Regions from separate parts of the Homo sapiens genome. Here region 1 is linked to region 2. The links are chromatin contacts, found by Hi-C or POLR2A ChIA-PET in ENCODE. All regions are on one chromosome and are shown on one strand. Each heading gives the region's core, a stretch centred on a gene start or an enhancer-like site at or near the end of the contact. The rest is flanking DNA. Distances are from core to core; before and after follow the strand shown.

Region 1 (3,440 bases), core at 418-2,917, 340 kb after region 2:
AGAATGAGCCTAGTGGTGAAGAAAAAAAAAATCTGGCCGGGTGTAGTGGCTCACGCCTGTAACCCCAGCACTTTGGGAGGCCGAGGCGGGCGATCATTTGAGGTCAGGAGTTCGAGACCAGTCTGGCCAACATGGTGAAACCCCGTCGCTACTAAAAATACAAAAATTAGCCGGGCGTGGTGGCTCATGCCTGTTGTCCCAGCTACTCAGGAGGCTGAGGGAGGAGAATCGCTTGAACCTAGGAAGTGGAGCTTGCAGTGAGCCTAGATTGTGCCACTGTACTCCAGCCTGGGCAACAGAGCAAGACTCTGTCTCAAAAAAAAAAATTTAGGCCAGGCACAGTGGCTCACACCTGTAATCCCAGGGCTTTGGGAGGCCGAGACGGGTGGATCACGAGGTCAGGAGATGGAGACCATCCTGGCTAACACGGTGAAACCCTGTCTCTACTAAAAATTACAAAAATTTAGCCGGGCGTGGTGGCGGGTGCCTGTAGTCCCAGCTACTCGGGAGGCTGAGGCAAGAGAATGGCGTGAACCCGGGAGGCGGAGCTTGCAATGAGCCAAGATGGCGCCACTGCACGCCAGCCTGGGCTACAGAGCAAGACTCCGTCTCAAAAAAAAAAAAAAAATTTAAACAAAAAAAAAATCTTTTGGCATTTTTTTTTCTCCCTTTAGGGACAAAGGATCCCTTCTCATGATTATCCTAAGATCTAAGGTTATTCTTTTTGCCTCCCAGGGTGGATGGTGGCAGATGCCCTTGCATTTACTTGATAGCAGACTCCTCTTTGATAAAGGCCTTTGATAAAGGCCTCATTCCGCCAGTTTATCTTGCCACCTCAATGAATCGCTAGCTGTGTCAGGAATCCCTACACAATCCATTTAAATGACTGTGGCAGGGCCTCTTCCCCTGTGGAAGCTGAAGGTGGCACGTCCATCTCCGATGAAATGCGAATGGGGCTCTGGGCACGCGGCGGAAGGCAGAGAAGAGGCAGAGAAAGAAGCTAATAACTAATTACACCGACTCCACAATTACGACTAACGTTGGGGACGAACTCTTTGCTAAATAAACATTTAGGTGAAACAAAGCTTCCATTTCCAATCGGCCTAACTCTGGTATTAGCGTTGGCAGGGGCCATGCAGGAGGGGCAGTGAGCAGTGGTGGCCGCGTTGCCGACAGAGGGTGAGGGAGCTGGGCGCGTGGTGTGGGCGCCGAGGTCCCGAGCTGAAGAGCTTTAAAACCTCTCAAAACACAGAACTATCAATCAAGTAGGACCAGACTGTGCCCCCAGGGAAGGTCGCAGATTTAAGGCTGCGAGGACAAGGGCAAAGAAGTGCGAAGCGTTCGGGTGGACATGCAAGCCGGCCCAGCGCAGACGCCTGAGAGGGGTGCCCAGCAGCCCCCGCAGGTCTCCGCCGCGCCCCCGCCACAGCGCCCAGGCGCCCGCAGGGCACAGGGATCGGCACCAGCCGGTGACGTGTCCCTCACGCTGCTGCCTGTGATTGGTGGTCCCGATCCGGGGCGTGGCCCCAAGGGAGGCACTTAGCCCTACTGGGGATGCGCGCGCAGACCCACGGCCTCTGCTCCGCCCCCAGCTGGCCTGTAATTGGCGCAGTCGGCCCAAGGGGCGGCTGTTCAGGCGCGGGTGCGCGCGCAGCTGCTGTGGCCCTGCTTGGTGCGCCCGCTGTCACCGCCATGGCTGCCCCGTGTTTGCTGCGGCAAGGACGAGCCGGGGCGCTGAAGGTAAAGGAGGAGCCAGCCTGGGCTGGCTGCGCGGCCCCGAGCCTACGTAGGGGATGGGGTGAGGGGGCGCGGTGCTGGTCAGGTCCGGGCCTGTCCGCGACCTCTAGCCGTCCTAGTTGGGCCGCTGACCCCGCTCCCTGGGCCCAGGACTGACCGCCACGGGGCCAGGCCCGGATGTGGCCAGCGAGCGTCCCGCGGTTCCCCCGAGCCGGTCCGCCGCCGCCGCTGCCCGAGGCCCAGGCCGAGGCTGGCGTGCCCCGTGCCGACGGGCGCTCCCGAGGGCTGCATGCCTGGGCGGCAGACTCGGGTGGACGTTCCCAGGTGATGCTGCCGCGCGGCTGGGGTCAGCCGCTGTGCGGCTCCCGCACGGCTTCTCTGAAGGACAGTGACTTCTCCATTTAGCCAAGAGAGGAAATGAGGGAACTTTCAGGGACCTGGTTAACTTGGTAACTTACTGACAGCCGTTGAGAAGCCAGCTGACATGACCTGACCTGTGAAAAGGAGAAGAAGGGCTTTCTTTTCGGCAAATAAAAAGCTAAGGCCAAGGCCGGGCGCGGACACTTTGGGATTTTGCCTGTAATCCCAGTACTTTGGAAGGCCGAGCCAGGCGGATCGCTTGAGTTCAGGAGTTCGAGACTAGCCTGGCCAACATGTCGAAACCCCGTCTCTAAAAAATACAAAAAATTAGTCTGGCGTGGTGGTGCATTCCTGTAATCCCAGCTACTCGGGAGGCTGAGGTGGGAGGATCCCATGAACCCGGGACGCGGAGGTTGCAGTGAGCCGAGATCATACCACTGCACTCCAGCCTGGGGGACAGAATAAATAAATAAATAAAATAAGGCTAAGACCACTTCACTCTCTTACAAATTTTAAAATGGCTGTTATTACAAAAGCAGTAACTATTCCCTGCAGAATATATATGCGTGTGTGTATATATATATATAAATACATATTATATATATTATATATAAATATATATTATATATATATTTATATAATATGTAAATATATATTATATATTTATATAATATATAATATATTATATAAATATATATTATATAATATATATAATATGTTTATATAAATATATATTATATATTTATATATTTATATAATATATAATATATATTTATATATTATATATAATATATATCATAATATAATATATAATATATATATATTTTTTTTTGAGACAGAGCCTCACTCTGTTGCCCAGGCCCAGGCTGGAGTGCAATGGCACCATCTCAACTCCCTGCAACTTCTGCCCCCTGGGATTAAGCGACTCTCGTGCCTCAGCCTGCAGAATAATTTAAAAGTACAGATAGGGAAATTCATTGACAGTCTACCATTACTCCTTCAAGCATCTAGTTCCTAACGATTTCTATCAGCTTTTATATGTTCACATAAGCACATGTACTCATGCTTACAATCATGAACATACACGTTTTCATGTTTATATGTGCACATACAGGCACCTCTGTTCTGTATCCAGCATCTAGAACATTGTACTGTCTAGCACTTAATAGGCCTTAGTGAGTATATGCTGAGTGAGTTGGCATAATATAAAATATCACATTTATATTGTAGACACTTTTGAAGCAGTTTTTATATACCTACATCATTTTAGTGGCCAGATAGTATTTCTTCTACTCTATTTTCTAAGGATAAGAAAACATTTTACAGAAAGAAACATAGGGCCT
Region 2 (3,631 bases), core at 1,103-3,602:
ATCTGCCTTGTCATCCGCGGTAGCAGGGAGGCCTCAGTGCAGGTCTGGCCCACCCCTAGCACCTGAGCCTCCTGTGCCCTACCCTTCCCATCATTGATCCTTGTAGAGGCTCCTCACATTGCTGCTGCTTAGCTGACCACACCAAGCTGCAGCGGGCATTTTAAATTTGAGTTTAATCATTGAAGTTATAAGCTGTTCTCTTTCTAGATCAGGTTTTTGTTTGTTTGGTTGGTTGGTTGTTTTTTTTTTTTTTTTTTTTTGAGACAAGATCTTACTCTGTCGCCCAGTCTGGAGTGCAGTGGCATGATCTCGGCTCACTGCAACCTCCGCCTCCTGGGTTCAAGTGATTCTCCTGCCTCAGCCTCCCTATTAGCTGGGATTACAGGCACCCACCACCACACCTGGCTGAATTTTGTATTTTTTTAGTAGAGATGGGGTTTCACCATGTTGGCCAGGCTAGTCTTGAACTCCTGACCTCAGGTGACCCACCCGCCTTAGCCTCCCAAAGTGCTGGAATTACAGGCTTCAGCCACCGCACCCGGCCTCTAAATAAGGTTTAACCTTCTACAGCAGACACAGGGCCTCTCCTCTGTCAGAAAGACCCCTCCAGCATGTGTAAGGGGCTGCTCTCCCTATCTTTTTAAATTAAATAGCTTAAAGGATTAATGTACTAAACATGCATCTCACTTTTTTATTGACTGCAGAAATTTATTTGTAGTGGCTGAAATATTAGAAAAGGGAAGAATGATGTCTCGTGCATCTGGGTTCTTGGATTTTAGGGAGACAGTAGGCAGTGACTAATTCAACCAAAATGCTTTAAAATCTGTACTTACTTCTGAATTCACATTTAAACAAATCATGTCCCAGTGTCCAAAAGGCTGTCACCCCTCTCTGATGATACTGAAGCCTGCCACTTCTTCTGAATCAAGACCACAGGCCCTTTCTTCTGGTGTAGTAACTGACCCATAGAACTAGCCTTGGCTTCTAAGTATAGTTTCTCTCTTTCCTTTTCCGGCCCTCTAAGAAAGGCTGTTTACAGACTTGCCATCAAGGAGCCAGTTATGTAAGTAAAGGCACTGGCAGGCCTTATTTCAGGCTGAGGGTGACGACCACAACCGGGCGCATGCTGACCTCGCTTACGTGGCATCCCCTTTCGGCGGGCCTGCCATTGCTCTTGGGTCAGGGTAGGCGGGGAGAGTCCCCATGAGGTTGGCTGGACACCCTGGATGTCCCCTTTCCCAGAGTGACCGCTGGGCTCAGTGGGGTGTCACCCAGCCCCTGACCTCCACTCCTTTTCAGACAGAGCTGCTACACTATGTCACGTAGCAGGCAGTTTCTCAGTGGCCTCTTGAAGAGACATGTAAAGAAAGCTGGGGGGCGGGGAGCAAATGTGGGAAAGAGAATGAGGCGCTGCTGTCACTTGGCCACGTGGCGAGCCCGCAGGTCCCCGCGGGCGTTTTAGAGGATTGTCTTGGGGACGGTCGCACTTGCCATCCCTGTAGTCACTTGTCACTTTTCCTCCTTGACGTCTCTGAGGATCCTTCTGATTGGCTGTGGCTCAAGAACTGTTGGGCCCACCAAACGCGGCGTGAGCACGGAGTGGGTATTTGGAGGTTGAATGTGACTCCACCGTGCACTTTGCACGCCAAGTGGGGACTCCACAAATCTCTCTTGTGATGGCCTTTCCCAAAGGGAAGCTGCAGACAGCATCGGGTAGCGGGGTGAGCTTAGCATTTTTAGATAAAGCGATCGTTATTACGCAGTCCCCCCACATGCGTCTGTGTGTATTTTTGTTGTGTGTGGGGGCATTTTAGTAGAGGGAACCCTTTTCTCTTTGAAAGTGTAAGCCCTAAGCGTGGAGTGCACTGGCCACAGAAGCCCCCACACCCACCGGGGGCTCCACAGATCCCATTTGGGGCTCTTGGGACACAGACTGGAAACTGCTTGTTTAGAGGCAGAGGTGCCTCTTGGCCTCCAGCCTTGTCTTGGTCCACCCAGTGGCTTCTTGTTTGCTATGTAAGGAGGAGGCAGCAGCAGCCCCCTGTTTGTTTTGGAAAACCAGCCATGGCCCCACACTCTTTCCCATCTCCTCCAGGAGCAAACAACTCAGGTATGGTGGCTACAAGTCCTGTTTAAGATGAGTGGCTGTGAGCACAGGGCCCGTTCTCAGCAGAAACAGAGCCTTCTGTCTGTCTCGGGGGCTCCTTGCTGCTTAGATAAGGAGCAGAGGGTCTGTGTCTGTGGCTTTAAACCAGCCCAGCAAGTGGACCCTGAAGCACTTTACAAATCCTGCAAGGGCCGTGGGCGGCCTTTGGGCATCTGGGTCCTACCTGAGGCCAAGTAGGTCTTCTGTGTTGACCTGCGGTCACTTCTCTGCGGGTCAGAGGGTGCGCTTCTCCTGGCTAAGCGGCCTCGTTCCGCTTGACTTTTCTCCAGCTGGCTGCATTTCACCCACTGCTGAGCCTGTTTCCTGCGGAACGGCCTGTGAAGTCCTGTAGCCCTCAGCTTGCTATGAGTGGAACTCGCCTGGGGCTGCCCCAGGGACTGCTTCCGTGGGGCTGGGGGAATTCGAGGCTTCTCAAAGCCCCCCGAGGAGATTCCAGTGCTTAGCCACAGTAGAGCATTACTGATGTAGTTTTCTAAACTGGACGATTAGCAGAATTCATGAGAGAAAAGTTTATTCAGAAACTCAAGTCGCCATTCTTTGCTTTCACGTGCCGTGATGGGATTATCATCGGGAGCATGTTAGGCATCTGCACTCAGCCTTGTCATCTTCATTCCAGAGCACCTGACTATGTGGCCACATGTGAATATCTTCATCAGAGACCCGCTCTCCATGCCAGAGTCCTAGCTGTGAAGCCGGGCTTCCTGGGGCACGTAGACGCTGGGCTGCCCCCAAGGCCACCCACTGGGTGCCCACACTGGGCTGCACTCGGTGCCACCTGCCACCCGGTTTCCAAATGTCTGTTTTCCACTGGAAGAGAATTCTAAATATTCTAAATATCAAGGGGCAGGGGAATGTGGAATACATTACCATTTTCTTTTTTTTTTTTAATTAAACTACATTTTTAGTCCAACTTATAACAGGTTATAGTGAGATAAGTACCACAAAGCCTGTTTGATTTTGTGAAAGGTCTGAGATACCTAGAAGCATTTCTTTGTAAGACCTTGAACCTCATAGCTCACTCATGAAGAATATTTTTATTTTATTTTCATTCTTTTTTGAGACAGGGTCTTGCCCGGGCTGAAGGACAGCCGCACAATCACAGCTCACTGCAGCCTCCACCTCCTGGGCTCAGGTGATCCTCCTGCCTCAGCCTCCAGAGCAGCTAGGACTACAAGCGCATACCACCACATTCCACTATTTTTTTTTAGGTCTTACTGTGTGGCCCAGGCTAAGATTATTTTTATGTTATCCTTGCTCTGACTTGAAATCCCACTCTAGGTTGGGGAATCACTCTTCTTTGCTTTAATGAATGTACACTTTGTCCTTTAGGAACGTCTAGACAATCAGAATTCATAAATATCAGAATAGGTGTATTTTAAAATAATGTTGGTGTATTTTAAAATAATGTTATTTCTGGTCATATATGGCCATTGTGAACTCCTAAAAAATGCAGGATCATGTAAA

The links. A loop is a pair of places that touch in the nucleus more often than their neighbours do. ChIA-PET counts read pairs that join two places held with the same protein, here RNA polymerase II (POLR2A). Pooled maps may share reads with other maps.
Region 1: a pooled map shows a loop between it and region 2 (2.4-fold over the local background). The contact joins the promoter of NDUFV3 here to the enhancer-like site in region 2. A Hi-C loop is called at or near these places in 1 of 50 pooled maps. POLR2A ChIA-PET finds 5 or more read pairs at or near these places in 3 of 52 experiments (A673, activated CD4-positive, alpha-beta T cell and activated T-cell).

The regions. Positions count from the first base shown.
Region 1 is chr21:42,891,642-42,895,081 of GRCh38, forward strand. NDUFV3 (NADH:ubiquinone oxidoreductase subunit V3) reads left to right here and starts at 1,668. Exons shown (of 4, transcript NM_021075.4): 1 at 1,668-1,740. The coding sequence starts at 1,693. It also overlaps a transcript of WDR4 not described here. RefSeq lists silencers at 1,155-1,454, 1,795-2,044.
Region 2 is chr21:42,554,744-42,558,374 of GRCh38, forward strand. All of the region lies in intron 10 of SLC37A1 (solute carrier family 37 member 1), which reads left to right. Among named protein-coding and RNA genes, the nearest start is that of SLC37A1, 43 kb to the left of the region's middle. Within about 2 kb of position 2,353, at least 3 of the 41 ENCODE cell types and tissues checked have a DNase peak (open chromatin) inside an H3K27ac peak, as active enhancers do.